4 separate regions of the Mus musculus genome follow, and all the other regions are linked to region 3. A link is a loop called in an ENCODE intact Hi-C map of the cell type or tissue named here. Cell type or tissue: heart. All regions are shown on one strand.

What was found. Hi-C counts contacts between places; a loop is a spot of excess contacts. Peaks named below come from ENCODE experiments on the same cell type or tissue, not always from the same donor. Only the 100,000 strongest peaks of a DNase experiment are listed, where the experiment ranks them.
Region 1: it touches region 3 in a loop (8-fold over the local background); 7 of 42 quality-filtered maps call a loop at or near these places.
Region 2: a loop joins it to region 3, with 2.0 times the contacts of the local background. A loop is called at or near these places in 6 of 42 quality-filtered maps.
Region 4: it touches region 3 in a loop (2.5-fold over the local background); 4 of 42 quality-filtered maps call a loop at or near these places.

What each region holds. Positions count from the first base shown.
Region 1 is chr1:60,712,397-60,720,396 of GRCm38, forward strand. No RefSeq gene overlaps it. Among named protein-coding and RNA genes, the nearest start is that of Cd28, 30 kb to the right of the region's middle. In heart, a CTCF peak has its summit at 7,979 (motif pointing right); DNase peaks (open chromatin) are centred at 3,485, 4,375 and 6,395; H3K27ac peaks cover 323 bases.
Region 2 is chr1:60,699,349-60,707,348 of GRCm38, forward strand. It overlaps the pseudogene Eif4a-ps4. Among named protein-coding and RNA genes, the nearest start is that of Cd28, 43 kb to the right of the region's middle. In heart, no CTCF peak of the experiment used is centred here; a DNase peak (open chromatin) is centred at 3,513.
Region 3 is chr1:60,561,219-60,569,218 of GRCm38, forward strand. It overlaps Raph1 (Ras association (RalGDS/AF-6) and pleckstrin homology domains 1), which reads right to left and starts at 5,547. Exons shown (of 14, transcript NM_001045513.3): 1 at 5,347-5,547. In heart, CTCF peaks have their summits at 4,221 and 5,645; a DNase peak (open chromatin) is centred at 5,613; H3K4me3 peaks cover 2,955 bases; H3K27ac peaks cover 2,538 bases.
Region 4 is chr1:60,731,819-60,739,818 of GRCm38, forward strand. No RefSeq gene overlaps it. Among named protein-coding and RNA genes, the nearest start is that of Cd28, 11 kb to the right of the region's middle. In heart, CTCF peaks have their summits at 2,710 (motif pointing right) and 3,530; DNase peaks (open chromatin) are centred at 263 and 3,423; H3K27ac peaks cover 1,742 bases.

The DNA.
Region 1 (8,000 bases), 150 kb after region 3:
ATGAAATTCCTAGGCAAATGGATGGACTTGGAGGGCATCAATCTGAGTGAGGTCACCCAATCACAAAAGTACTCACACAATATGTACTCACTGATAAGTGGATATTAGCCCAGAAACTTAGAATACCCAAGATATAAGATAATATTTGCTAAACACATGAAACTGAAGAAGAACGAAGACCAAAGTGTGGACACTTTGCCCCTTCTTAGAATTGGGAACAAAACACCCATGGAAGGAGTTACAGAGACACAGTTTGGAGCTGAGACGAAAGGATGGACCATCTAGAGACTGCCATATCGGGGGATCCATCCCATAATCAGCGTCCAAACGCTGACATCATTGCATACACTAGCAAGATTTTGCTGAAAGGACCCAGATATAGCTGTCTCTTGTAGGAATATGCCGGGGCCTAGCAAACACAGAAGTGGATGTCCACAGTCAGCTATTGGATGGATCACAGGGCCCCCAATGGAGGAGCTAGAGAAAGTAACCAAGGAGCTAAAGGGATCTGCAACCCTATAGGTGGAACAACAATATGAACTACCCAGTATCCCCAAGAGCTTGTGTCTCTAGCTACATATGTAGCCGAAGATGGCCTAGACGGCCATCAGTGGAAAGAGAGGCCCATTGGTCATGCAAACTTTATCTGCCTCAGTACAGGGGAACGCCAGGGCCAAGAAGTGAGAGTGGGTGGGTGGGGGAGTGGGTGGGGGAGCAGGTGGGGGACTTTTGGGATAGCATTGGAAATGTAAGTGAAATAAATATCTAATTAAAAAAAAAGAACCCTAGCTAAGTCAAAAGGGTTGGAAGGAGACAATAGAATGGTTTGAAAAATGCAGTTTACCAAGGGACAGAGCAGTGAGTGGCCCAGTGCTCCAAGGACAGAGAATGTTCATTATATACAACCATGATTGACAAGTGCAGGGGACTGTGTGGGTCACAGCTGAGTATTGATGCTGACAAGTCAGATTGAGATAGAAGGACAGAACTGGGCACAGTGTTTCAGACTGTGGGTCACAGGGTGCACAACTGACAAACGGTAGGAGGAAGCGTGCTGTATTGTGTCAGGGAGTTCACACTGCAGGGCCGCTGTGGGCTCTGAAAGTCCAAATGTTGAAGTGAGGGCATTTTTGCTTTTTTTTTTTTTTTGCCATTTTCTATTTGTAGAGAAATAATTATCATTTGACTGCTGCCTTTAGAAATTTCTCAATGGGCTAATCTTTACTAATGCTACCCTTCTAGCAAGAATTCGTTCTCACATGGAGTTTTACGCTATGACAAATTTGTGCCTACATTTGGAAATATGGATAGTCAAACACATTAAAACATGAAAGGGAAGACTGAACTTGATAGAAAGCCAGAAAAACAGAAACAGAGTTTGTATCTCTATTCGCTTAGAGGCGATATTCTCAGAAGCTCCTGTCTTGCAGACTTCAGATCTTTTATCTTTGTATGTTGATCTGAGTGCTCTCTATATCATAATGTCACATCTTCAAAAGTGCAAATCCTTCCTCATTGAGCTAAAAATAAACAGTTAATTGTGTCACTTCTACTTCTCTCTGACTTTCCACTCCCTATCATGTTTTGATTTGAGAAGAGATTCCGAACCATCACATGCAACTGAGTATAAGGGTGGCTTGATCAGGGTCTCTCTCTTTAAGCAGAACAACACTGTCTGCAGGTTGCTACAGCAAGGTGTAATGAAAAGGAGGATTATACTGTTCTGGATGAGACAATGTTCACTGCCGTCAGACGATGAAGGGCTCACGTTTTCCTCTCCACTAGACTTCCTGTTGTGTTTGACCACTCATTTCAGTTAGGATTTTAGCAGTCAAATGAGTTTTTCCCAAAATACTTTATTTTAACTTAAATTTTGTGTTTGGTTTTTCCCTATGACCTGATATATATAAAACCATGGCTGGCTTGGAACTCATTATATAGATGAGGTTGACTTTGAATTTACAGTGATCCTCCTGCCGCCTGCCCATGTAACAATAGTATAGGCACGAGCCAGCCATGCCCAGCATCCTTAAAGAGATTTTTAACAAAGGGACACCTTTCAGAAGTGTGGAAAGGGTTAATAGAGATAACATGAGTATGGGAGGACCAAGGAAACTAGGCATGTTGGAAAGCTGTTACTGCTCTTAGACTTGAGGGGACATTGGGGACAAGTGGGGAGAACCCAGCAAGAGCTAGATCTGCAGAGAGGGCCACACAGTCAGAGTGAGAGCTATGTAGAGGTTTGCCATAAGTGTCAAACCTAGTCAGTCAGGGCAAGGGTAGACTGACAAATGCTTAGGTTTCTCTCCTCCTACCCACAGAGTCTCATGTAATTGATGGAATCCAAACAGAAGGCAAAAGGTTCAAGAGAGTCCAGGTTATACTGCCCAAAGTGGTCAGAACAGGTCAAACCTGGTCTCTTCAATTCTTCAGTACTGCCAAGGTCTGCCTTTCAGTTTCTCCCATATGCAACACTTCATTAAACTCAGGAAAAATTAGAAATCTGAATTTTTTACTTTTTCCAAGACCAGGATCCTGATACATAGTTCAGGTTGGCTTTGAACTTGTGGTCCTCCTGCCTCAATCCCCTTGCTTCTGGGATTGCAGATGTGTGCTACCATCTGGATGCAGAACTAGTCCTCCTCCTCCCCTTCCCTTTCCCCTCTCCTCCCCCATCCCTCTCTGTTTAGTCTTAGAGGCACAATGAGCAGGACATGTTGAGAAACGACACACTGAAGGGCAGATGGAAGTCAAACTATCCTGCTTATGACTGATCAGTTTAGGTTGCAGGGAAGAGCTCAGTGTGGGGACCTGTGACTCTGCCAGCACCACCTGGAATTCATCTTTCCCAGTGAGACCCAGAGACAGCACCAAAGCTAGCTCTTGAAGGAAAACAGAGAATAGTTGCTTTCTTTTGGGGAGGAAAAATGTGGGTCTGCCCACTAAGATGAAGCTGGGAATGTAGGGTTTGGGTTATACCCTGTGAGGGCATCTCTTGCCTAAGAGGAAGATGGCTGGAGCTGGGCCACAGATGCCTGGTTATTCTTCTTTAGTGTACACAGTAGAGAAGTCCCACTAGTGCACTGTAGCAGACCAGCCGAGGACATTGTCTTTCTTACCCTGTTTCTCTTGCCTTCAGGAGTCAGGCACACTGGGGACAGGAATACACAGATGAGTGATTTTACTCTAAGTGAGAACACTAATAGTTACTGAAGATGTTCTTTAAGGATGGATGTGGCTTTCATCCATTTGTCACGAGGTTTGCACAGCTGACACTCTAATGACCTATTATTAACTGGGCTTTGGCGATGGTAAAACAGAAGCTTGGCCAAGTTAAGGGACTTGCTCAGAGCCACAGAAACGAGCTAGCGGCAGAGCTATGATTCAAATCTAGACAGTTTGGCTGCAGAGCTAGTGTTCTTAACTCCTTTCCATGTCCTGGAGACAGGCCTGTGAACAAATAATTACAGTGTAATGAATGAGGTAAGTGCTAACGGGGCTGTGTGGAGTAGAGGAAGGAGTGACAGCCGATCTGAGAGTCAGCCATTTGTACAAATTCCCTTGCCCACTGCCAGAAATGAGCACAGCAGAGTCTTTTTAGGACTTGCGTTATTATTACATAGGAAGAGCCTCAGCTATGGAGGTCAGCTCATGCTGCTCTGCTGCCTGGCTCATGCATAGCAACACTTAAAACAATTTCTTCCTGATACTCTGGATCCCTTCCAAGAGTTTTGTTCCAGTTTTCGGATAAGGCAGAAACAGGAAAAGGATGTGCTAATGTTTCCTGACCTAGGTTGGACTTTGGAATAGGTTTGTAATTAAAATATTGTTAAGGTTCGATGGCATGTATATACATTATCTGTATTCTGTATTTATATAAATATTCTGTATTTATATGCCCCAATAAATGTGCTGTAAAAAACAAAACCCATAAACACCAGGTGTGAGACTGGTTAAATCTTCCCATTTCTGTGGTTTATAGGTCTATGTTGAGTATAGGTTGTTTATTAATATTTCTTACCTCAAGTATCTTTTCTTTCCAAAACAGTAATGATTTAGTTGCAGTATATCATGATTTCTGCTAATAGCACAGAAACAAATTTACGTCTTTTTCTCATTCCTTTAGGAAGAACTTGTATCGATGTGGTTTCCACTACTGCTTTGCCTTTCAGAGGTCTTTGAGCTATTGAGCATCCATATATTTGGTTCTTAAATTACTTGATATTCGAGTATCGTTCGTTTATTTGGCCAAGTAGATACTCGAAGCAGGTGCTGTTCATTGCCGCCAAGCACTGGCCCATTCATGCCAGGATGTTAAGCACATCCTGTAGCTTGGTGTAAACACCAGGTGGGATTCTAATCCACTCACCAGAGAGTCTTCTTCCATTCCTCCTCAGTGAGTGGAAGCCAGAGGGAAGTCCCAGTCAGGAATTCTCTGTGCCTTTAGAAGTCAGCAACTCCAAAGGACACAAGAAGGGAACTGGCCCAGTCACTCCCAAGCCTCCTCTGTACATAGCTTCTTTCTTGGTACCATCCCAGAAGCTCTCAGAGAAGTTCCAAGTTGACATGTAAGTCCTTTCTTGGACTAGTTTACCTTCAGTTGAAGTGTGGAGACATTCTCTTTCCTTTCCAATGTTGAAGTTGTCTGGGAGTCACCTTGGATAATTCTCCTATTATGTATAGGGAAAGGAAGACAAAATGAAACAAGGTGACCCTCACAACCATGGGGTCAATAGTTGGGTATTGTGGTCATCAAGGTAGACTCCAGAGGTAAGAGCAAGCTTGCTTACACATCTGGCCAGATGTTATCACACAGTTGTGCACAAGAACCCTGGCTCCATTCTTTAGGATCTTTCATGCCTTAGTATGTCAGTGGATCCAACTAACACAGGTCTAATGAGCAGAGTAATTTGGGAGGGATGGGTACTACAACAGTTATGTAAGACAAGAGGTTATGTCTTCTGATAACATATCTATCATTAAGTGAAACAATCAGAAAGCTGAGGAGTGTGGTAGACTCCTGGATGTCTCTTGGTATTGATTTCCATTTTGTTCATTATCATTGAATTCTGAGTATGGAAATGGGAACGACCATGAAGCTACATTGGTCATGTGACTAAGCATTCGTCGATAGGAAATAAGCAGAAATACTCCAGTTTCTGGCTTGTGGCCTGAAAGAGAAGAGTGTGGTGACTTGATGGAAGGTAACTGAGTTCCTGATTCTTCAGTTGACATTTTGAGTCCTGATCTGACCTGCTTAGTTGCAGACTGTTGAAAGAGGTAGGAAAACACACCATTGTCTTTAGCTCCAATCAATTTGGGTGCTTGTCAGGTAGTCCCGAAAGGCTTTTCCTCCCTTTCCATTATCTATCTATCTATCTATCTATCTATCTATCTATCTATCTATCTATCTATCTATCTAATATTCTGATCACTGTCCTCACCTCCTCCAGTTCTCTTTCACAAGGTCCCTCCCCCATACCTCTCCCCATCTCCTCTGAGAGGGCGGAGGTCCCCCTGGCTATCTCCCAACCCTGGCACATCAAGTCTCTGCAGAGTTAAACACATCCACTCCCACTGAGGCCAGACAAGGCAGCTTAGTTAGGGAAATGAGATCCAAAGACAGGCATCAGATTTAGGGACAGCCCCCTGGCTCCAGTTGCCCAATGGGCTTTTATACCAAGGGAGTGACTTGGGTGTTCAGTAGATTAGTGTCACCTTCAACTGGGAACATGGCCTTATGGCTCCAATGCTTCTGTTTTCTGCAGGTAGCCAGACTCCTCTCACAGACAGTTTGCTTGGAATCCTCTACATTGCTGTCTTTGGGGATTCTATAGTGAAAGAAAGGGACATACATGGTAGCAGGTTTCAGTTAGCTTAGGAGTGGACATCTTGATCTTTCACTAGACTCAGAAATTTCATTCCAAACCATCACTCTTTTAAACATCGCTGCATTTCTCTGGTGCACCCTAGGATGGATACATGCAAGAGCAGAGCTGATTTCTCAGCCATGACTACTGTGTTTGAATCTGTTGCTAGGACATCTGTTGAATTTCCAAATTCTATCTTAGGAAAGAAATATAATTTTTCTTTGATGCCACATTCTTCTTTAGGCAGAAATACAAGGAAACCACTGTCCGTGGTGGCATCTTGGCAGAACTGTCAAGTGGAGCCTGGATCTGGGAACCCACAATTCAAGAATAAGGCACCATTTACGTACAAAATTGTTGGATTTGGAAGGATACTTAGTTTGGTATGCTCACGAAGCCACTGACTTACAGGGTCAAAGAGCTTATTTTTCAAGCAAGTATATTTTACTGTTTATGAGAGACTACCAAAATAATTATTTCCTGTGTGGGTCAGCGGGAGTGAGGTAATCTCAAGGAAAATGTTCCATTGTGCTTATTGGGCTGGGTGGGGAAGTGACTCCAGACATCTCTTAAAGGAACAGTCATTGTATTAAATGGTGAAGTCTGGTTTGTATGTCTGTGGGTGGGAGGTTCATTTTCTTTTGTATACTTTCAGGATCTCATGAAAGAATAAATGTGGTTGTACACGTATATTTGCACAGTCTCATTAATTCTTCCGTGGTGCATTTATAAAGTAGGTTGATGTACCTAGTGTATAGATGTTTTAGGAAGATAATTCTAGATGAACCAGAATATAACATATCCTCTTTCGATTAATTTGGAAGGAGAAACTTACTTTGCACTTGTCTGCCTTGAACCACTTGAGATGTTTTATTTACCTTTATCTTCTCAGCTTTCATTAAATGATTAATCTCGTTAACCATTTTTGGATGAATGAATGGCTTGCCAAAGAAATAGATCCCAGTGAGGAGAGTTCTACCTACATTTTGACTTGTCCTGGTACTGTGACTCTGGCTGAAAGGCCACTTTGCTATCCAGGACTAGAGTTTGACTAAGGCAACAGATTTCATGATTCCAGAGATTAAGTAACATTATGCTTCATATATCCATCTGTCTAAGAATCAGAGAAGTAGGATCAGGATTACCTATACCTTGTGAGATATTGGCACAGCATGTGGAGTGAATATGCCAGTTGGACCAACAGGTAACAGACCATCAAACCAAATTAAATAGGATTCCATTTCTGATCCATCTAACTAGAGGGACAACTTTGGATATACTCTGTCTAGTACACTTCACTCTGCTTACCTTCCTCAATTGCTAGTCTATAGAAGCAATACATTACAGCTTGTAGAGCATCATATTATAATAGAGAATGTTCAATACTTACCAATTTTTGGTTGAGTGTCTATTTGGTTGAGGTGCAGACATGTACGAATCAGGCATGGTTCCTGTCCATAAGAAATTTCGCCTTTAATAGAGGTCTAATGGACAAAACAAACAAACAAACGAAAACCTACCTACAAAATAATTATAAATTATATTCATTTGTGAAATATAGACTGTTATGTGCAGTACAGAATAAATGAAAATTTACCAAGGGCTAGAAACGACTGTCTGGGCAAGATGTGCCTACTAACGCCACAGTGGCAAGGCTATTAAGTGGTAACCAACTGTTTCTTGCTTAGATTTGAGGGTTGTTTTATAGGAGAGAATTAATGCCTGGTTCTGTAAACATGGTTAAAAGCCCAAGTGGATAATTGTGTCAAACTGCCTCTAAATTTCCTCCTCTCTTCTTCCTCTTTTTTCTTCCCTTCCCTTCCCTTCCCTTCCCTTCCCTTCCCTTCCCTTCCCTTCCCTTCCCTTCCCTTCCCTTCCCTTCCCTTCCCTTCCCTTGCCTTCCCTTGCCTTCCCTTGCCTTCCCTTGCCTTCCCTTGCCTTCCCTTGCCTTCCCTTGCCTTCCCTTGCCTTCCCTTGCCTTCCCTTCCTCCTCCTCCTCCTCCTCCTCCTCCTCCTCCTTCAATTTATTTACTATATATACAATGCTTCACCCGCATGTAACTATGAAGGCCAGTAGAGGGCACCAGATCTCATTACAGATGGTTGTGAGCCACCATGAGGTTGCTGGGA
Region 2 (8,000 bases), 140 kb after region 3:
ATATTGTCACATACTTGAGACATCAGCAGATGTATTTTTGGTATTTCCTTCTTTCTATTTGGTTTACTGCTAAGCCTTGTGAAAACAAAAACAAACAAAAAATGAAATTGCTGAATTTTCTAGCCTCACAAGGTTCCAGAGCCTTAGAAGGCTGCAGGAGTGAAGCTTCTGGGTGGTGTATTCAGGCAGACATTTGGCCTAGTGCTCTCCAAGTTGTTTTCAAGCTGCAGTTGGTGTATCAGTCACTTTCTAATTACCTTGATAAAGCACCATGGTCATGGTTATGGTCATGGTCACTGTCACGGTCACAGTCATGGAAGAAAGCCTTTATTCTGGCTTCCAGTTGTATAGGGTCAGAGTCCCTGATAGCAGAATGGGAGCAGCTGGTAGCAGGCATGGCAGCAGGAACAGGAAGTTCAGGAATCACACCTTGAACTACAAGCATGAAGCATGAGTCCTTAAATTTTCAAAGCTATCCACAATGACTTACTTCCTCCAAAAATGTCCATACCTCTTAAATCTCCTCTAACAGTGCCATCACCTGGGACCATAGGTGTCTATGGGGGACATTATCATTCACAACACTACCGGAGGAATATTGGTAGGAAGAAGAATCTTTGGAGCTACTGGAGATGGCTCAGTTGGTAAAGTACTCACCGAACAAGCATGAAAACCTATAATCCCAGTCCTAGGGGTAGAGACAGGAGGATTGCTGAGACTTCTGCCCAGCCCTATGCTAGCCAACCAGTGAGCTCTAGGTTAGGTGAAAGACCCTGTCTAAAAAGGTAGAGAAGCTGGAGAGATGGCTCAGAGGTTAAGAGCACTGTCTACTCTTCCAGAGGGTCCTGAGTTCAATTCCCAGCAACCACATGGTGGCTCACAACCATCTGTAACGGGATCCGATGCCCTCTTCTGGTATGTCTGAAGACAGTTGATAGTGTATTCACAGATATTAAATAAATAAATTTTAAAAAAGGTAGAGAAGCAAATAAGGAAAACACTGCTGCCAATCTCTGACCTGTACACACATGTACACATACACACATGTACACATACAGGAACATGTAAACACACACATACAGGAACTTGTACACAAACAAACATACACCAGAGCATGTAAACACACACATACAAGAACATGTATACAAACAAACACACACCGGAAAATCTTAGAAATCTTAGAGAAATTAATTTGGTCTCTAATCAGCAAATAAAATGATACATATTTGAAGTGCAAAACTGATGTTTTGGTTAATAAATTTTACCTTGGAGACATGGACATATGAGTTTTTCCATTTTGTAGAAAGAATTTTGGTTTGTTTTTCAGGTGAACAGAATGTTTCAGAACTGACACTAAAATCTGGGTCATTTAGAAACTTCCTACCTGCTGCCTTCAACTCAAGAGCGAATAAGGTAGCATTCCTCCCTTAAACTTGAGATATTTCAACTTAAAGAATCTAAGAGCTTTTGGGGGTGGGGATGGAGTTGGGATGAGCATTTCCTAGGCAGTTAACCATGTCAAGATGAAACCGAACATCTTCTTCTTTCCAGCTACCCGCTGTCAGAAGCTCACTGAAATGGACAATGAACACAAATTTGGTGCTTTCTGTGAAAAGTAGATGATGAACTCTTAGTGAAGCCTTGAAGGATTATGTAGTCTGAATCAGGGTGGGAACCACAGGCAAGATTTTCCCACTTGATGGTTTGTCTATGGTTGGCCCAGGGAGTGGCACTATTAGGAGATGTGGTTTTGTTGGAGGGGGTGTTGTCACTGTGGGTGTGGGCTTAAGACCATCACCCTAGCTGCCTGGAAGTCAGTCTTCTGCTAGCAGCCTTCAGATGAAGAAGTAGAACTGTCAGCTCCTCCTGCATCATACCTGTCTAGATGCTACCACACTCCCCACCTTGATGATAATGAACTGAACCTCTGAACCTGTAAGCTAACCCCAATTAAATGTTACCCTTACAAGAGTTGCCTTGGTCATGGTATCTGTTCACAGCAGTAAAACCCTAACTAAGACACCCAGGAAGCAAAATGTCTTGACCCATGGTAGAGTGCGGCTGCTATTAAGTAATGGGCATTCTTGTTATAGACCAAGGAGAACTGGAGCAAAGACATACAAGTCTGCTCAAAAATGCATTGTAGATGCCTATCTGAGTTTCTCAATTCAGTTATTAGGGAAAAAGGGGTGGGGGAAAGAGTAGTATTAACTGATGAGTACTACTGTGCCTCAGCCATGAGGGCCCAAGTGAGCTAGCAAAATCAGAAAGCTTTTCAGTCTCTCTAAAGAAGATGATGTCCACCAATACACTGTCATAAAGCTCTGAAACAAAAAAGGTGAGATGCCCAGGACCAAAGCACCTAAGATTTAGCATCTTGTCACTCCACTCATCCTGCAGCCCAAATGCTGACATATTGCTCCAAAGAAACAGCGCACTAAGAAAAATGAGGAGGAAGCTGCAGGATGTGCTAAACTTTTCTCCAAGAGAATGACAGAAGCTAAAGCCAAATGCCAGAAACAGATTGCCAGGAGATTTAGGCTGTCTTTGCAGAGAGCTGCTACTTCTGAGTCAGAGTCCAAACAAAAATAAGTCTTTAAGAGGAACAAATAAATGGTCAACCTTTGAAGAAAGAAAGAAAGACAGAAAGGAGGAAAGAAAGCAAGAAAGAGAGAAGAAAAGAGAAAAGAAAGAAGAAAGAAAGGAAGAAAGAATAATTCCTATTTTCATATGGAATAAAACCCAAATAGGAAACTTTAGGGCATTCCATTCCTGCTCATTGTTATAATTGATATAACAGTATAGCATTTTATGAATTGTAACTGCGACTGAAAACAGATATCTAACACTTAAGAAAATACCTTCTTTTGGTAGTCATTTTATTCATGGTTTCTACTCCCCAAATTGGGTCTTACCCTGTAGCCTAGGCTAGTCTTGAATACATTATACTGTTCAGGCTGGCCCTCAGACTCACAGCCATCCTCCTGCCTCAGTCTACTAGGGTCAGGATTACAAACATTCACACCCAGCTCATCCTATGTGTATGAAATCTTAAGCTAGTAAGAGAAACTTTAAACTTTTTTGTTTAGTCCTATGTCTACCTTTACCTAATATTTATAAGAACCAATATAATTCCTCCTCAGAAACTATATTTTTTGTTTCCTTCAAGGGTCATGTGAAAGATAGTATAATTCAGAAAAGTTATTTCTACTGTGAAAAAATATACTCCATATTTAAATCAATCCAAGTCTCTCCCTCACATCCAGGCCAAATCTAGGACACATCTGGACAGTTGGAAACATCCAAATTTGATTGACTTTTCCAGTTTTTAGAACACTCAGTAAATAAAAGAATAAGGCACTTGTCCTAACCACATGTCTTTTAAAGAAGTCAACAGCATTTCTGTGGAACTGGCAATCTCATAGCATAGCCCTTATTTCCTGCCCCATGCCCCTGTCAGACGTGCCTCATGCTGGTGGACAAGGTTAACATTCAAAGGGTGTGGTTTTTGAGGTTGCCAACATGCCTTACCATGGCTTAAAATATCTCTCTCTGGCTGCCAGATGGCCCATGGAGACACCAAACTTAGCAGCCACCGACTTTAGAGACTTCTGGGTGCCTCAGGACTAGAACTCTTTCAGGGTCCTTCTGATATTTCTATTTTTAAATATCTGGACCACTTTAAGCCTTAAACCAGGACCTTACTCTTTGCCTCCCTCTTCCCCTCGTAAGTGAAAGCAGAGAGTAAGAATTAATTTTGGAAACAGAAGCAATGCTGACCTGTTGCCAGTCCCCTGAAAACATTAATTTTAAACTACTCTCCAAAAGAAACTCTTACTTTTTTCAGACTAAATTCTTTGAATTCCATGTATACAGAAGGCAAGAGAAACCCCATGGGGAAACAGTTCTGGGAGCCTACAAATAAACCTGCTTCTTGTGGCTACCTGACAAGAGGAGAGGAAACAACCTTAGGAAGACTCCTGGGGTAAATTCTTTCCTGGGTACAAATGCACAGAACACAATTCACTCCCAGTTATTGAATGGCAGTTCAATTGCTTGGGGAAACTAGGGGAAAAGAAAACTTTAAAGAGAAGGCAAATGATATTATTTAGGGATGGAAATAATTTTCTATTAATTGAATGGAAGAATGAGATAAATTGGGTTTAAAGAGAGAAAAATAAATATACTGTAAAGGAGTCTTTCATGAAATATTTCCTGAGCACTTTCTGTGCATGAGAAATAGTTGCAGGCTCTAGAGGTATAATAACCGAGAGACTGGAGATATTCTTTGCCCTGTGTATGTGTATGTGTGTGCGCGTGCCCACAATGGGCTCTGTAGTGATTCTTCTGAGTGATGCTTAAATCAAGAACTTAATGGGGGGTTGGGGAGATGGCTCAGCGGTTAAAAGCACTAACTTCCAGAAGTCCCAAGTTCAATTCCCAGCAACCTCATGGTGGCTCACAACCATCTGTAATGGGCTCTGATGCCCTCTTCTGGTGTGTCTGAAGATAGCTACAGTGTACTCATGTACATAAAATAAGTAAACCTTAAAAAAAAAAAAAAAAGAGAGATTCTAAGGATCATGTCTGCGAGTCAGGATTCTCGATCCAGAGACAATGGCCCCGACGGGATGGAGCCGGAAGGCGTCATCGAGAGTAACTGGAACGAGATTGTGGATAGCTTTGATGACATGAATCTCTCAGAGTCCCTCCTCCGTGGTATTTATGCCTATGGTTTTGAGAAGCCCTCTGCCATCCAGCAGCGAGCTATTCTTCCTTGTATCAAGGGTTATGATGTGATTGCTCAAGCCCAGTCTGGGACTGGGAAAACAGCTACATTTGCCATATCAATTCTGCAGCAGATTGAATTAGATCTAAAGGCCACTCAGGCTTTGGTTCTGGCACCCACACGTGAATTGGCTCAGCAGATACAAAAGGTGGTTATGGCATTAGGAGACTACATGGGTGCCTCTTGTCATGCCTGCATTGGGGGCACCAATGTGCGTGCTGAGGTGCAGAAGCTGCAGATGGAAGCTCCCCATATCATCGTGGGTACCCCTGGCCGGGTGTTTGACATGCTTAACCGGAGATACCTGTCCCCCAAATACATCAAGATATTCGTACTGGATGAAGCAGATGAAATGTTAAGCCGAGGGTTCAAGGATCAGATCTATGACATATTCCAGAAGCTCAACAGCAACACACAGGTAGTTTTGTTGTCTGCTACAATGCCTTCTGATGTCCTTGAGGTGACCAAGAAATTTATGAGAGACCCTATTCGGATTCTTGTCAAGAAGGAAGAATTGACCCTGGAGGGTATCCGCCAATTCTACATCAATGTGGAACGAGAGGAGTGGAAGCTTGACACATTGTGTGACTTGTATGAGACGCTGACCATCACCCAGGCAGTCATCTTTATCAACACCAGAAGGAAGGTGGACTGGCTCACCGAGAAGATGCATGCCCGAGATTTCACTGTTTCTGCCATGCACGGAGATATGGACCAAAAGGAACGAGATGTGATCATGAGGGAGTTCCGGTCTGGCTCTAGCAGAGTATTAATTACCACTGACCTGTTGGCCAGAGGCATTGATGTGCAGCAGGTCTCCTTAGTCATCAACTATGACCTTCCCACCAACAGGGAAAACTACATCCACAGAATCGGTCGAGGTGGTCGGTTTGGTCGTAAGGGTGTGGCTATTAACATGGTGACCGAAGAAGACAAGAGGACTCTTCGAGACATTGAGACTTTCTACAACACCTCCATTGAAGAGATGCCCCTCAACGTTGCTGACCTCATTTGAGGGGCTGTCCTGCGACCTGGCCCTAGCCCAGGGTTCAGTCCTGGGGTGGGGCTAAGGAAGAGCTGGAGGGGGGAGGGGAGGGAGCCAAGGGATGGACATCTTGTTTTTGTTTTGGTTTTTTTTTTTTTTTTTTTTTGTTTCAGTTTTTTTTTCTCTATGAATAAATGTCACTTTTTGAGGCAAAAAGAAGGAACCGTGAACATTTTAGACACCCTTTTCTTTGGGGTAGGCTCTGCCCCAGGCGCCGTCTCCTTCTCCCCCAAACACTAATGCATTTCCCTAACCTAGTCACCTCATTCCTAAAGGCTTTCCTACCCCAGCCAAATCTCCAAAAGTGAGTCAAGGGGCTAAAAAACAAGGCTGGCCTCATTTGCTGGACCAAATCTACAGGGAGAACCCCTGAGTGAGGTTGTCCAGGGAATTGTCCCCCGGTGAGGGGAGCAGGGGAGAGAAAATGGTAGCCATTTTTACATTGTTTTGTATAGTATTTATTGATTCAGGAAACAAACACAAAATTCTGAATAAAATTACTTGGAAACTGCCAAAAAAAAAAAAAAAAAAAAAAAAGAACTTAAAGTGCTTAGATGGCTAAAGCTCTCAAGTTACTTTGCCTTTGTCTTTGCTAGGGTTCCTATTGCTGTGACGATGACACTATGGCCAAAAGCAAGCTGAGAAGGAAAGGCTTTGTTTGGTTTGTAGTTTCAAATCACAGTCCATCTTTGTAGGAAGTAAAGGCAGGAGCTCAAATAGGACAGGAGCCTGGAGGCAGGAGCTGAGGCAGAGGCCATGGATGAGTGCTGGTCACTGGCTTGGTCCACAAGGCTTGATCAGCCTGCTTTCTTCTACCAGCCCAGGGATGGCAGTACTCACAATGGTCTGGGCCCTCTCCCATCAATCACTAATTAAAAAAAAAAAATGCCCTATAGGCTTGCCTATAGCTTGATTTTATGGAGGTATTTTCTTAATTGAGGTTCCATTCTCTCAAATGATTTCAGTTTGTGTTAAGTTGATGTAAAGCTATGTAGCACAGGCTTCATCTTCAATGAACTGATTGTAAAAGTAAAATTTCAATTCTGAAAGGTTTATTTCTTCTTGCCCTTAGATGGTTGCCTGCCAAAGCACAATTCAGATTTCTGCAGGAGGCAGCAGGTTAGTGCTTCTTTGTCCTTACAAAGATAGCGTTCCTCACATGCTGCTATATGGTGATTTCTTGGTTTGAATCTTTCTCCCCCAATAGATTGTAAGTCCCACAAGGTTGGGGACCATGCCTTGGTAAACTCTGTTGAATACAACATAGCCCTGGGATGGAAGGAGGAAGATGGAGGATGGAGGAGGAGGAGAAATTGAGACAGATGAGAAAAAGTAAGATATTTTCACAGTATCTTTGCATTGAGAAGAGAGTTATGTCAAAACATCTTTCCTCCCACTGAATTTCTTTAATTCTTCTAAGTAAGTGCCTTGGGCATCTAATATGTTCAGATCCTGTGTTTTTTCCCTGGGCTAGGGTGGCCAGCAGACATCACGAGGTTCTGGTTCTTATGGAACGTACATTGTGAAAGATGAAGAGAATTTTACATATTAATTTATAAGTACGTAAATTCCAATTTTACCAAAAGAAACAATACAGATACAAATCTCAAAATAAAATATTTTTGCTGAGAGTGGTAAGAAAATCAAAGGTTTTGCTGCATTTTTGGATGCCTATAAAGCTGTATTTCATATTTCTATTATTCTGTTTTATTTTCCTATAATAACTAATGTTTTATACTCAAGGTGCATACTTTCTATTGGAAGGGGGACATACACCAAGGCTCCTTTTAGATATTTTAGTTTTCTGGCCTGGCTTAATTGCTAATAACAAGAGACACTTTTTTTGTTTGTAATTATATACCAGTTAATCATAACCAGCATTCAGATTCTCTCTAAAGCTGTCTTCCAGTTATCCTGATATTATCTAGTGTGTCAATCCAATTTTTTTTCCATGGGTACTTTGGAGATCTAATATTGCTAACACCTGGCAGAGGAGGGTTATTCTTGCACACTGAAAGCTTAGAAGGAAAAGCCAAAGTGGAAAAAAAAAACAGACATCAGGAATTTTCTTTGTTTTCCAAATGTCAGGCAGATTACTGCTGGACGCTTATTAGTATACACAGAATAGCATTTTTTTCTGTTTATAGATCCAAGAAAATAATTTGA
Region 3 (8,000 bases):
ACTGTGTCATATGGTTGTTAGTAATCACTCTTGTGCAGATCTATAACAAGCTGGACAAAGAGAAATAAAAAAAAATGTACAGTTTGAGGAGGACGCCAGTGCCAGTAAGTATAACAGAGCTAAGGAGAAAAAGATGAAAAGAAAAACCTGATGTTAAATGGAATAAAGGGAATGGAGACCTCAGAGCAAGACTCCACCCAACTAAGCTTTCAGCTTGTGAGAAAGAATTAAAGGAACACTTAAGTAATGAATGAAACCATCACCAACAGAAACCTGATGCATAATCTACTGAAGAGGGAATGGAGTTCCAATCCCATCAAGCAGCAGAATTCAGCAGCTTCACCATGTGGTTCTGGCTTTAGAAGAAAGGATACAAGAAAGGGGTTGTACAATCTCCTTCCAGGGAAAGTTGCTGAGGCCAGGCATGTGTCAGGTATGTCCTTACATATTGCATGAAGCTGTGAAGAGATAACTGCCAAGAAAAGCTACACACCTGTATGGAGTCAGCCCAACAGACAGGAGTACTGCAGTCATCAAAGAAGTTAGAGATTCAAAGAACCCTTTGATATCAGACAAGATGCAGAATTTAGAGTTTGCTTTGCTGGTTTCTGGTGTTGCTTAGGTCCAGTATTTCCTCGTTGTGTTCCCTTTCCTCCTTTTTAGAATGGAAATAGTTATTCTGTGTCACTGCTTGTTAGAAGTATGTGATCTTCACTTTGATTTTGTTTAACAAGGAGTTAAAGATTGCCATGAGTCTCAAAAGAGACTTTAATCTTTGGGTTTTAGACAGTATTGAGGAGCCTGTGATACTTTTTTAAGTTGGACTGAATGCATCTTTTTTTTTTTTTTTACCATGGTATGGCTATAAGCCTATGGAGGCCAAGGAGTGGAATATAATGGTTTGAATAAGAATACATTCCCATAGGCTCATATTTTTGAATGTTTAGTCATTAGTAGTGACACTGTTTGGAAGGGTTCGGCTAGAAAGGTGTGGCCTTGTTGGAAGAAATTCATCACTGTTGGGCTGGGGGATGGTTTGAGGTTTCAAAAGCCCTTCCGAGGCCCAGCATTTCTCTGCCTGCTGCCTGTGGATCAGGATGTAGCTCTCTCAAGTTATTTCTCTAGCACCATGTCTGCCTTCATGCCACCATGCTCCCCATCATGATGATAATGTAGTAAGCCTCTGGAACTGTTAGCAAGCATCCAATTAAATGCTTCTTTTACAAGTTGGCTTGGTCATGGCATCCCTTCACAGCATTAGAACAGTGACTAAGACACAAGGCAAATTAGGAAACACTTGTAGCAGCCTTTAATCCCTGGACTCAAGAGACAGAGGCAGGAAGATCTCTGAGTTTGAGGCCAGCCTGGTCTACAGAGCAAGTTCTAAGAGATTCAGGGCTACAAAGAAAAATCCTGTCACAGAACACAAGCGAACAAACAAAAAAGAAGAGTAGAAATAAAAGAAGCACAATGAACTACAAAATATTTATAAGATATCAGAATTTATTGTTGAATGCTCATTGTTGTTTTTAACAATGACAAACAGGATGAATACAACCTTCATTGAAATGTTTGGTTCTGATTATTTAATTGAATACTATGGCACTAGCCACAGTAATCAACTATTGGGACAATTAAATAAATAGTACACAAGACTAATAAAAAGTCTTCAGTCTATGAAGTTTCCTATCAAGTGTTTAAAATTCACAAGCCTTATTAGTCTGTAGGTCATTCAGTTTTTAGTGTGTTAAAAAGAACTTAAATAAACATGCTAAAGTGATTAGCTAAGTCAACCTGATCTACACAGTGAGTTCCAGTCCAGCCTGGGCTACAAGGTAAGAGTCTGGATTAAAAAAAGAAAAGCCCAAGAACAACAACAATAAAACAATGACTACACTATCAGAAAGCACCCATAGTGTTCAAGGCAAAGAGACAAAGTAAAAAAGTGGCTACTAGAAGTTGCAGTGGTAGATGAGAAGTTACTGTTTAACAGGTTGAACTTCAGTTTGGGATTGTGAAAAAGTTCTGGAAATGGACAATGTAACAGTTACACAATAACACAAACATATTTAATGCCATTGAAAGTTAACAATTAATGCTTTAAATGGCTAAGATGTATAAAAACTTTAGCATACTTTAAAACAGGAAGGGGGGGAGAAGGTGTTAGTTGTCTACATGGTAGCATAGGAAGGTGGTAAGAATACAAGAATTAGGCTGCCTAGTTTTAAATAGCTGTTTACTATAGAGCTGTGCAATCTTTAAGAAAGTAATTTACTACTTCTGCTTGTTTTCTAGATTAATGAGACCTTCTTCTTAGAGGCATGGTAAGGAATAAATAATTCAATACATAGGAAGCACTCAAAGTAGTACAAAGTATTTAGTAACAGTTTTTTATTATTATAATTTTAAAACATTTTTGTGAGTCAGGACCTCAATATATAACCTAAGCTAGCCTTAACCCTTCTGCCTTAGCTTTTCATATGCTCTGATTTCAATGTAATGCTCCTGACTTCAAGCATACAAGTCAGACTTTGGTTTTGTGCTAAGTATAAAACCCAGGCCCTTATGTGTTTGGTAACTGCTCTCCCACTGAGTTGTATCTCCAAACGTTTTTATGACATTTAGGTCAAATGTCTGTAGAACCTTAAAAGCCCTTCATCAAAATTAAATTACTCCCTTTGTTTTGTTTTGAGGCAAAATCTCATTATGTAGGCCACCCTCAAACTCAGTATCCTCCCATCTCAGCCTCCCTCTCAAATACAGGCTCTTGTTAATACACTAAGATCCTTAAAATCCTTAAGGTCAGTAAGAAATAACAAATGAAAACCAGTAACTCCAAACTTCCTATTTAATAGGTAATGAAACTAAGAATTCAAAATAATTAGCCTGAGGTTACATATCTTACTCCATTAATATCACTTTTCCTAAAGAAATAAGAGTTTGGGATTAATATCAATATTGACATTCAATGATTTCCAAGCCAAAGTCAATAAGCAAATGTGTATCGCAGAATCTATTATCCTTGTTTCTAGTCCACTAACATTTATTTACTTATTTATTTGGAGAGAGCCAAAACTCAACAAAAAACAAAAAAATAACACAATTATCCTCAAAGATAACAGTTAAAAAGATCTAGCCAGAAAACAAAGTGTTAAAAATTGTGAAGTCATTATCCAAAGATGCTTACCTCTCCACTACTGTCAGCCAGACACTAAATTAATAATCTCAGTGAGAGAGACCTGAGTCAAGAGTCTGTGTGGAATACTAAATAGAGCTAATATTCATCACAAAGAAACAGCTACACATTGCTCTTTACTAAAATCAAACACAAGTGAGCAGCAATCCCATACCACAAAATGTCTGGTGAAAAACCAATCACTTACAAACCTTTGTAGACATTTTGTACTTACTTCAACTGAGCTATCTGTAACTGGTGTCTGGAACAAACTCAACAAAGGGTTTTAAAAAGTGTCCTTATTTTGCCACCTCTCTAGGATTCTACTTAGAGAATTCTCTCTAGGATTTTACTTAGAGAATTTGGATTTTACTTTTATTTTTTATGTGGTTTGATTTGTATTTTATTTTTTACGTGGTTTGATGGTTTTTCAGATGGGCTCTCATTGTGTAATCCAGGCTGACCTGGACTTCACGTCAATCTTCCTGCCTCAGCCTCCCCAGTGCAGACTACAGGAAAGATCCACCCACCATGTCCGGCTCATGCGAAGGGATAATTACCACCTAACATGTGAAATGTCTTCTTCTCCCAGTCTATACTGTTAAAATCTTGCCCGTCCTGTTGAAATTCAAATATATGATGCACATGTATGAAAAGATCATGATGAGACCCAGTATTATGTATAATTAATACATAACAATAAAACGTTGTTTTAAAAATGAAGTATTATTCAACCTTTTAAAAGGCTCCACTTTATACTGGCAGCTTACAGATCCCCCCCCCCCCCCCCCACTGACCTCTCAATGTAGAATCAACCTTTTCTTTGCTGTCTTATGCTACACATGCCTCAACAACTCACTGTTGCCAACATTCACTTCTGACCCTCCCTCTCAGGAGACACTCCGCCCTCAGCAGGAGGAAAAGGAATTTAACACGTACTGAGCATCTCAGAGACAAGCAAGGGGCTACCAATTTTGCATACATTTTCTTATTCAATCTTCTTGACAACAGGCTAGAAAGGAAAACAGGTGGAGTACTGCTGCTTACCGGCAGGGAACTACTGCATAGTTATCGGCTTGCTTGTCCACTATCACGTTGCTAGCCTATTCTAGCGCATGGAATGTGACTTTACTCTGTTCTAACGCACTGTTTCCACCACTCAAGTGTTGTAGAAGTGTCTCCCACTATACCTGAGGAGGTTTCTGTGACTGTGTGCTCACTTCAATATTCTTACGAACACAATACCACCGTTTAATAATCGAATGATGCCTCAGCCCTAGCCCGCTACCTTTACAGTTCCTTTAGGGAGGACTTTACCTACTTGGGCGGCTCTCCACTTCTCCATGAGAAATGCTGCAGGCAGCGTCCACCCAAACTGTTCTTCCCATAAAATGTATGAAATGCAACACACAGGAAACATGCAACTCATACCATTTCCCAAAGCTCCTATTTCACTCTGATACATAAGGATCAAGTAGTTTCCAGTTCACACAGGGGGGCCAGCCTAAGACAACCCCTGAATAGGAAAAGGGTATCTTTCAGGTGTCTTAAAACGAAGGCAACCTAACCAACACTATTAGGCAGCCTTCCCTCTTTCTGCCGTCCTCCACTGAATTGCAGTTTGGATTTCCGGCGGGAATGTACGCGGAAAGATGAGATGGAGCTAAAAAGCACTAGAGCAATTACTTTGCCGGCTTAATTAGAAGACACAGAAGGCGCCCCGCCTTTCTAAATCTCTGCAGTGAACTCATCTATGAAAGCAGGCAGGGCATGGAAGCTAGAACAATCCCGCACCCAGCCATCGGTTTCTGCGGCTACCGGGAGCCAGTCCCTTTCCACCCGCGGTCCCCGGCCACCGGCGCCCTAGTGCGGAGTATCAGCCCTGCCGCACCTCCCCAGGCGGCCCCAGGTCTCATTGTCTGCACGGTGCAGCCCCGAGGGGCGCGGGGTGCAACCCAGGCCCCGCCGACCCCCTACCCACCGCAGGCCGCCTGGCGGGGCTCAGCCCAACGCTGAGAGCCTGACCGGCAAGGACCGCGCCCCGGGCTGCAGCCGTCCGCACTCGCTCGGAGGGCCACGCCGGGCGCCGGGCAAATGGAGACGGCAGCGCCTCCCGGGCACCCAGACCTCTCCTTTCCCGGACCTCGAGGGCCAGGTGGCGGAGCACTCACCGTGGCAGCCCCTCGGCCCTCCCGGAGCCCTGCGCTAGGCAGCAGCTGCTCGCGCCTCCAGTCGCCGCCGCCGCCGCCTCTCCAGGGGCGACGCTCCTCTCCCGAACGCTGAGAGCGCCCGCAGCTCCCGCGGCGCGCGCTCGGCGACTGACTGACCGACCCACAGAGCGGGCGTCGGCGGGGACTGGGCGGGGCGGCCGCAGAGCCCCGCGGCGCGGATCACAGAGCCCGCGCGTCCTGCCCCGGCACACTGGGCGGGGCTGAGGGCCGCGCGGCCCAAGGGCGGACCGACTTGCGCCTGACCGCGCGCTCCCCGCCGCGGCCACCGCTCACTTCCGGCGCAGGCGGCCGCGCGCCTCTCCTGCTCCCCGGCACGCGCGCACGCGCGCGCCCCTCCCGGCCTGGACAGCCGCACCCCCCACCCCCACCCAACCGGCCGCCCCTCAGGCGCCGGGCCGCACCCAGCCGCGGCCGTCCTCCGCGCCCTGCCTTTCCAGCGCGCGTCCGTGTGAGTCGCCTCCAGGAACCAATGAATCAGAGAATGAATGAGCGGAGAGGAAAATCCCGCCGCGGTCCCGCCCGCCGTGGCCCTTCCCGTGAAGCCTGCCCAATCACTCGGGTCCCAGGGTCTTGGGAGACTGAGGGCGGACGAGCAGACCTGTCCGGGCTGGGAGCCTTTGCCTGCCGCATGTGTCGTCTCCAGAACCAACCCTGGGCTTCCTCAGGCACTCGCCTACTATTGTTGAAATCTGGGAGCACTGCCCTAGGAAATCCCATTTTAGCTTAAACTCTGCAGTTTCGTGCAGTGTAAGGAAAGCTTTCAGGGATCAGACATTATTCCATTCATCTTTACCTTTTTCACGTCAGAGCCTGTTCATCTGTGTCCCTGGTTTCTGTTCTCCCTTATTGAATTTGTTCTCAGCAAGGGTGTTGGCGAACTTTCCTGAGCCCTGAGCTGTATTCCCTGAGTACTACACTTAAAATACTGGGTTTGATTCCAAGCTCCAAATTACTCAAATGCTGCTTATCTTAATGCAGTTTTGACTTAGGCAGACTTAGATTTCTTTCGATTTACGTCCTTATTATGACCTTCATGTAAAGTTGATCAAAGGAAAGGAAAAGTAGTATTAAATTACCTTTGCTTGGCTATGTACTTTGTTAGCATTGAAGAAATTGAGCTATGGTCTGGAATTGGCTGCATTGAACGTCCAGCATTCTTTTTTTTCTATGTCTTCTTGTCTGTTCTTTAACTGTTTCTGTATCTTGAATTTTCACCAAAAAAATAAAAGGAAAAAAAAAAAACCCATAAATAACCTATTTCCGAAATTCTGGCGATCTTTCTAAGAATGAGTATTCACTCCTCTAGTGTAGGATCAAATCCCAGTTTGACTAATTGCATTCTACTTCCTGATATTCTTGAAGAGTTCCAAGTAGTTTCAGTCTTTTAGTAGTCTTTTCCAAACTGCTGCACAATCTGTTTCAAACTGGTATTTAGAACTGTCCAATACAATTATTGTCTGTTTCACACTTGAGATACTTGTACTTAGGAAATAAGTGCATTTTTTGTATTTTAAATTTAGTAGGTCTTCAATAATCTCGTGTAAAATAACATCATCTCATAAACTAAAAATGGTGGAAGTGTCCAGTACCTGTGACCTCTCTTCCCTGTTGAACTCAGTCATCATTTGTTACCTGTAATTATTTCAGCACACTATATTCTCTTAATGAATATCATATCATATTCAGTTCATACCCCATGCAGTATCTACTGTAGACCTTTGTATAAATAACAAATGCTTTGAATTTTTTAATCAGCAATGCATACAAATGTTATCTGGAGCCTCTTCATTCCCTTGTGACTAAGTTTATTGAGATTAAGCATACCTAGGTGCCCAAACCTAGTAAATAACCTATTGTTGTCAAATGTTATTACTAGACTGAACACATTACAAGGAAGAGTCTCACTTTTACAGAAACTTCCTTACAAAATAGGCTCCTGAGTGCTCTTTAGATAGCTCTCAGCCAGCTCTTCCCAACAAGTGCTTAGGTTGGTTAAGATGAATCTTAGAAAACAGTCACTTTCTACCATTGAGAAAAATAAGCAGGTTCTCATTAAACCATGAAATAATCTATTCACTTAATTAGAGTCTATTGGGCTCCAACTAAGGGGTAATAATGTAAAAACAAGAAAGACTTGATGCCTCCAGCCCCCAGAAATCACAGACTGCTAGATAAAGGAGATAGGCAAGCCAGTATTAGAAAATTAGTCTATTCCCAGATCAGGAAAGCCTACCCAGTGAAGATAAACTACACGTTTGATGACTGACAGGCAGGAGCTCGCCAGATAAGGAGGGAACAGGCACTCTAGAGAAAGGCAGCAATGTCTGTGCAGGTGTGTGAGCATTAGTAGTATTACCATGCCCTCGAGGCTACTCCCAAGTAAATACAGCTCTTCTGGACAGATGCAGAGAAGGTTCAGATAGGTGGGGAATGGTAGAAAGGACTGTATTAATCAAGAGCTCATGTGCTACACTAAGGAGTTTGCACTTTATAATAAAGAATAAACTCTTTGAAGTGTGTCTCAGGGTTTCCATTGCTGTGAAAAGAAACTATGACCAAGGCAACTCCTATAAAGGACAAAATTTAATTGCGGC
Region 4 (8,000 bases), 170 kb after region 3:
TCACGGGGAAGGCAGAGCACATGGAGTGGAGAACCACCCTCGGCACATGCGCAGATTATTTGTTTACCACTTAGAACACAGCTGTCAGCGCCATCTTGTAACGGCGAATGTGGGCGCGGCTCCCAACACATTTCCACAAGTGTTCCCTAAACAGGGATTTGAAAAATAACAGACATCATTTGTTTTGCAGTTATGACCTCCAGGATCTGGGCAAAGTCCAGCAACCAGCCAGAGCCTTTCCAGTCCCTGTGGGCTGCAGCCTCACAGTAGTCCTTAGGGACCACATCTGAAGACACAGTGCAAATCATTATTCAGTCTGCCACTTCCCACTGCTCAGCCACCTTACAGATGCTATTTTTGGAAGTCTGAATTTCTCATCAGAGACAGCAACAGTAGCAAGCTTGAGAGGTTAGCCGAATGTCTGACTGAGGTGGCACCCCCGAGTTAAGTGCCATGTTCTCACTCTCTGCTGTGATGAAAATGCTTCTATTTATGCAGTTTTTGAGGGAGGGAGAAGAGATAGAAGCTATGTCTGGTCATATCACCAAAGACTAAAGGATGAATGTAAAAATGTACAGAATATCACTCATCACCCACCACAATGTATGAGCTAGTCTGCCTGCCTGCCTGCCTGCTTCCCGTGCTTGCTTCCTTCTTTTTACTAGGTCTCAAGCCACCCAGGCTGACCTTGAACTCCTGAGCTACAGGAGTATAGTTTCTGATGCTTCTCCTGTCAGTTCACACAGCCTAGGGGTAGCTTATTTCAAAACTGTGATTTAATGGCAAAAAGCAAGAAGTCAAGGCATCTATCAGCTTCCCCCAGATCACGACCTCTGAGCTGAGAGAAGTGTGCCTGCATCCTTTGTGGCTGTAGCTTAGGTCTTTTCATCAATGGCAGGGACTACAAGCTCCCACACGCAGGTTTTCTGAGACAATATGGGTGAACTGGAAAAGGGACCGATCAATGTTTGTCAACCTGTAGCTTCTGATCCTAGACATTAAAAAACTGGCTTATGTTCTGGGTTCCTTCCTCTTTTTCCTTGTCCCCAATCCCCCTGCCCACCTCGACCATCTGCTTCTCGGGCTTTCAGTTTTCCTCTCTGGGATGCATTTGGTTGTGCATCTGAAATCTCGCCTTTTCTGTTGACTTACACAATCACTCCCCTGATGTCACATCTCCCCTGACTCTCTTGTATCTCATCCCCACCTCTGGGACCAACTTTTTTTCTATACTATGTACTAGCTAGGAGTAACGACTCTATGGTTGGAGGTAGTGCCTGTGGTTCCCCAGAGATGCCTGTGGCTGGTGGATAAATGTGCTGAATTCTGGGCTGCTTTCTGTGGCTGCAGGTCTCAGTAGATTTCCTCGGTGACAGTTCTCTGCCCATCAGCCTGACTCCTTTGCCTTTCTTAGTCTTTATTACTTGATTTTAAACTGAGTCAGCAAGTGGGAGACAGTAATTTATTATCCTTTCCAAACCTCAACGATGGAAAATGCCAAGATTTAAGGGACAGGTGAGAAGGAGCCTTTTCACGGCTGGTAGCGGCCCTGAGCTGGGAGTCCCCTGAGTACCACTGCCTATTGCTCGTGTTCCCCTTCCCCTGCTGTGACCGTGCAGCACTCCGGCTGGACACAGCTTACAGCAACTGATAGCAATCATATGAAACTGACATTGGCTAGTCAACCTGTTCTAAACACCAGATCTTTTATGCGAATGCCTCCTAAATCCATGCCAGCAAAGCAGAGGTGTGTGCTGTGCCTTACCTCAAGGCTTCTTCCCTGAGCTCAGTTCAGAGAGTAAGTGTGGCATGGAGACTCATGGTGACCAGCCTGCCACAGCCCAAGCCTTCCTTGGTGTCTTTTCCTTGTCACCTCACTGAACTCTCTGTGGGTGCACAAGCAGTCCAGGCAGCATGGCTTTTATTGGTAGTATATATTGTGCCTGGAAAGCAAGCTCCCCTCCTGACGGTGGTCTGGACAGTTTTGCTTATTCTCTTTATCATGGTGACCCCACCCACACATGCCTCTCCAGGTAGGTTAGGGTTTTCTTCCACCATGTTTCTTCAAGGCTTATATTTTGGGGGGAACACGGGAATTCCCTTAATCTCCCTTGGATATTCTCTGTACCAGTCTATTGGGTGAACGAGTTCATATGACTTATATACATTTCTAGTCTTATTTGTTCTGTTGAGAGGTCAGCTAAACAACTGCAGTTTTCCCAGAAGAGCCCTATAATTTGGTCCAGCAAACATGAGTAAATGTCACACTGTGAGCAATAGCAGGAGAAATTAACTCAGAGCCAATCCCCGAGGGGATAAGGTTTTCCCATATTCATAGTCTCCATCCAGAGTCTGTGACTGGGTGGAATGATGAGCCTGGTGCCAGGCACTCCAAGTCTGAGTGGCCTGGGATACCATAGGAGCTACATTCTGTGAGCACAAAAATAGTCTGGGATTTTTCTCAAGGCAACATGTAGAAGATACCATATGTACCGCTGGTGTTCTGGGTGTTGTGGGTGTTCTAGGTGCATTCTTAGACAAAACCCATGTTCATCTGCTCTTAGTGGTCTTTCCCTGTTCTTTCTTGTACATTCTTTTTGAGATAGGGTTTCATCATGTAGCTCAGGCTGGCCGCAAACTGATTGTTCGTAGCCCAGACTGGCACTGAAATTCTTTTATTTATTTATTTTTAAAGATTTCTTTATTTATTATATGTAAATACACTGCAGCTGTCTTCAGACACACCAGAAGAGGGCGTCAGATCTCATTACGGATGGTTGTGAGCCACCATGTGGTTGCTGGGATTTGAACTCAGGACCTTTGGAAGAGCAGTCAGTGCTCTTATCCACTGAGCCATCTCTCCAGCCCCTGGCACTCAGATTCTTGATCTACTTGCCTTAGCTTCCAAAGGCTTCTTTATTCTCTCACATCACCATTTAGCTCCCTCTCCCCCTCCCAAGTACCTCTCTTTCCTATCTCTAGAAGAAAGTGCACAATTTTAATTTCATCCTGTGTACTTGTGGGAAATTGATAAAGACGTGTGTGTGTGTAAAAATATCTGAGCATGGTCACTTAGGAAGAAAAGAATACTGCTTTTTCTAGATAACTTAAGTCTTACATCTTTGAGACAGTTCTACCTTGTCTTGCATCGCAAATGCTTGACGAACTGTAGGCATAAGTATAACCATTAATTATTAGTAATAAGATCCAATGTTAAAAAGCAGACTGCATTTATGCTAAAATTCAAAGCAAGTGTGGAAAGCACACTGTCCTGGCCCTACATCCTTCATAGGAAGTAGAGACTGTATATATTAGCTGGAGTTCATCCAAGCTGCTTTTGAGACAAACAGGATAGCAGGTCAACAGCTGTTACTCTTCCGTGACATTCCGGAAAGTGGACAGATGCATTCAGATTGACCTTCCTTATCCAGTGACTGTGGGAACTTGTGGGAAAGAGCAGGAGACAGGGAGCCACAGCAAAGCAGGGAGGAGGAACAGATTCCCAGTGGGTCAGTAACATGAGCAGCCGCGGGGAGCAATGTTGAAGTTAACAGCTTTATTTCCCGGGGTTGCTGCTTTAAGCAACACGTTCGAAGGCCTGTAAAACTTGCAGCAGAGGGGGAGGAAGCCCAAGCGTGGCCGTTTTCCCAAGGCTTGGACAGGATTTTAGTTCCTGAAGAGGTCAGAGGTGCCCTGCTTACAATCCCACTGATTGCATGGTCAGGAATAGAAAAGGTTGACATCAGTCAATACAGGACACAGAGTGAAATACATTCCTTTCCTTGCTCTCCCACCCCAGTCATAGTTAATTATCATTCTGGTCTCCAGAAAATATCCAAACAGCCCAGATTTTTAAAACAGCAAATCAGTCAGACACAGGATGCTTGCTCCCTCTGTGCCGTACCACCCAGGAGGTAGGCGGCTGTCTTTAGATCAACCTCAGTGAAACCATCAGATTTTCAGAAATGCAGAATTTCAGGAATAGTCAACTATTTCACCAATAACCATCTTCTTAGAAAACCATGTCAGGTATGTAAGTTTACCCCGTTGAAATGACCTAGCTGGAGTCTGAGGGCAGCATACCTTCTCCATGTTCATGATGCTGTGCCCCGATTCGCTTTCTTCAGATCAACAAATACATGAACCTTTTGTCAGTGCCTGTTGTCTAGGCTCATGATACGCCCATCTTGCTGACAGTAATGCAGTTCTTTGTCTGGTCAGGATAACTTCCTTTCAGATGAGAGCAAGGCTGTACAGGCTTCGCTTCCTCTTCTGGTGGGGTCTCCATGAGTATAAGGTCAGCACCGTAGTGCTGAGAACCACACCTTCCTGATCAAAGACGACTTTGGAGAAGCAGTTCTTAGCAAGTAGGTCATGCCCCCCTGGGGGTCCCATATCAGACAGTCTGCATATCAAATTCTTACATTGGGATTCATGACAGTAGAAACACAACAGTTACGAAGTAGCAACAAAACAAATTTATGGTTGGGAGTCACCACAAAGTGAGGAAATGCTTTAAATGGTCAGAGCATTAGGAAGGGTGAGAACCAGTGCCTTAGAGTCACATTTAGCAGAATGAAAGAAAAAAAAAAAAAAAAAAGACGGTTGCTTAGAGTTACATTGTGGACACACGGCTTAACCACTCTGAGCTCTTGTTTCCTTACCCATGAAATGGGGATAATGATGCTTCCATCTCCTGGGTTGGAGTGAGGATTAAGTGAGAATAAATCTTAGCTACAGCTTTTATAACTCAGAGTGATAAGCCTACCTGCTAAGTGGCCAAAGTCTATCCACTTAGATCTTTTAGGTAATTGCTCTAAGAAAATTTTCACAATATCGTTTCATGTAATTCTTGATAAAACCTCTTAAGTTGTTCTTGCAAAAGTTTTTAGTACCGCGTACTCAGTGGGATTAGATGATCAGTGTAGCCTTTCCTTAGCTTTCCTTTCTGGGTTTCGCATAATTTTCTGTGTAAGGCATTGATTCTGTGTGTTTGGATAATATACACTACTTTTGTAACTTCATCATTGTCTATCATTTTAAATAAATTCTTCTTTAAAATACTAGTAGCTGGCATAATCCTATAAAGCTGAAAGACAGGATCACTTGTTTTATGATTTTCCTACAACCATCCTGGGAGCATTCAAACCTCTGTAAGAAGGAGCTGTGGGGAGAATTAGGAATATAAATGAGTAGTAAGTATCTAGCTAGAATCCAGATCAAAGACACTTTATGCTGCTTGGCTTGCTCTGTGTGCCAGTAGCTAGCCACAAGTCTTTTTTTTTTTTTCTTAATAACTTGCAGCTTGACAGCTGTAACTCTTGGAAGCTTTCAATGCTACTTTTGCAGTTAATACCTATATATGTTCAAACTTCAGGAGTGTTCAATAAGGAGAAACTAATGCTAATTTCCAAAGAAGAGTGTGGAGGAACCTACTCTGTGTAGCAAAGTGGGTTCATCTAAATAGACCACAGGTACATTTGATGATCTGCTCTGATTGATCCAACAAGCATTTATTCAGCCTTTATAAGCAACGTGAAATGAAGATTAAATATATTTCTATCTTAAGGGTGGAGGAGATTCATACTCTGTGAAATATGAGCAACACATTGAGTGAAATATTTTCATCTCTGTTTTATATAAAAGGAATTGAGGTTGTAGCTCTCTCAGAGCAGGCAATCCCTAATTCTGTGAGGCTTCAAATCCTGTGCTTTTAGTTAACAGAATCCCAAGCTCAGTGTCTTTCCTTTTCTGTAGCCAAATTGGCTAAGCACGTCTTAAATATGTGTCCAGTGGAGGAAACATCCCATTTTCCAAAATGTAAGGGATGCACAGAGGGTGCGGGAGAAAGGGGAGGAGAGGCTGAGTGGCTAGATGTGACTCTGGCTTTGGCTATAAGACAAATGATTTATGAAGGAAGCAGCTCTCCGAGATGCCTACTGGTTTAAAGCACATCACCGGGGTAGAGGAGCAGCCAGGAATCTGGTGCTGAGGTCCTAGCTAGCGAGAAGGCATATTTTGCACGGTTTCTTAGTGTCTGGTGTTTAAGAATACAGTCAGGGTAAAGACTTCGCTGATCAGACTCCAAGACAGGGATGTCCACAATTGCAGACATATTGGCTGGAAGAGTGGGAGTTGTAGGGAGTTTCATGCCTTTTACACCTTCATTCCAATAACTTCTGAGCATTTACTGAGTGCTAGACTTAGGGATGTAGCTGTGAAGAACAGATGTGACTCTATCCTCATCCTTGCATGGTGCTGGAGAGGCATTAGACAAATAGCACCATGCACCAATCTGTGGGTACTTTGTCTTTGTGGTATCATATGATTCTGTAAATAGTGTGGTAGAGGTTATAGCAGGGAGATGAGGTGTGTGTGTGTGTGTGTGTGTGTGTGTGTGTGTGTGTGTGTGTGCGCGCGCGCGCGCGCGCGCGCATGTGTGTGTTGTTTGGTTGGAGAAGGCATGACTGTTTACACTGAACTTGGTAGAATGAGTGTGATTTATCCAGACTGGAGACAGACATACTAGCTAGCCACAGTAAATGCAGAATGCGCAAATTCATTTTCACCCCCTTTGTGGCCATGCCCACGTTTACTTCCTATTATGTTTCAAAGAGCATATAGAATCTAGTCATCTTTACACACACACACACACACACACACACACACACACACACACATATTCTGGCAAAGGCTGTGCTTGGAATTTGAATACATTAGTTGATTGACTAAGGTAGTTTATTTCATTATTATGTATATGTTCCTAATTTTCAAGAATATGTAGACTTAAGGTATCTGGAATTATTTTAGTAAGATACTTATGCATTTTAATGAAGTCATCAGGTGTTATCAGGACCATTCTCCCCTACCCCAATGACTGGAGTTACTATGTGTCATATGGGTCAGCTGAATGATGCTATAAATTATGACTATTTTTTTCATCCTAAAGAAATCTTCAATATCAGAGAAAGTGTGTGTGTGAAAGGAAAGAGATCAGGAGTCATAGGTGCAAGAGTCACCTACAGAATACAAGAGCTACAAGAGAGAATCTCAGGTGTAGAAGATACCATAGAAAACATTGACACAACAGTCAAAGAAAATGCAAAATGCAAAAAGCTCCTATCCTAAAACATCCAGGAAATTCAGGACACAATGAGAAGATCAAAACTAAGGGTAATAAGTATAGAAGAGAGTGAAGATTTCCAACTTAAAGGGCCAGTAAATATCTTCAACAAAATTATAGAAGAAAACTTCCCTAACCTAAAGAAAGAGATGCCCACAAACATACAAGAAGCCTACAGAACTACAAATAGATTGAACCAGAAAAGAAATTCCTCCCATCACATAATAGTCAAAACACCAAATGACAAAACAAAGAAAGAATATTAAAAGCAGTAAGGAAAAACTATCAAGTAACATATAAAGACAGACCTATCAAAATTACACCAGACTTCTCACCAGAGACTAAGAAAGCTAGAAGATCCTGGGAAGATGTTGTATAGACCCTAAGAGAACACAAATGCCAGCCCAGGCTACTATATCCAGCAAAACTCTCAATTACCATAGATGGGGAAAACAAAGTATACCATGATAGAACGAAATTCACACAATATCGTTCCATGAATCCATCCCTTCAAAGGATAATAGATGGAAAACTCCAACACAAGGAGGGAAACTACACCCTAGAAAAAGCAAGAAAGTAATCATCTTTCAACAAACCCAAAAGAAGATAGCTACACAAACATAATTCCACCTCTAATAACAAAAATAACAGGAAACAACAATCACTATTCCTTAATATCTCTTAACATCAATGGACTCAATTCTCCAATAAAAAAAAAAACATAAACTAACAGACTGTATATATAAACAGGACCCAACATTTTCTGCAGAAAGGAAATGCACCTCATTGACAAAGACAGACACTACCTCAGAGTAAAAAGCTAGAAAACAATTTTCCAAGCAAATGGTCCCAAGAAACAAGTTGGAGTAGCCGTTCT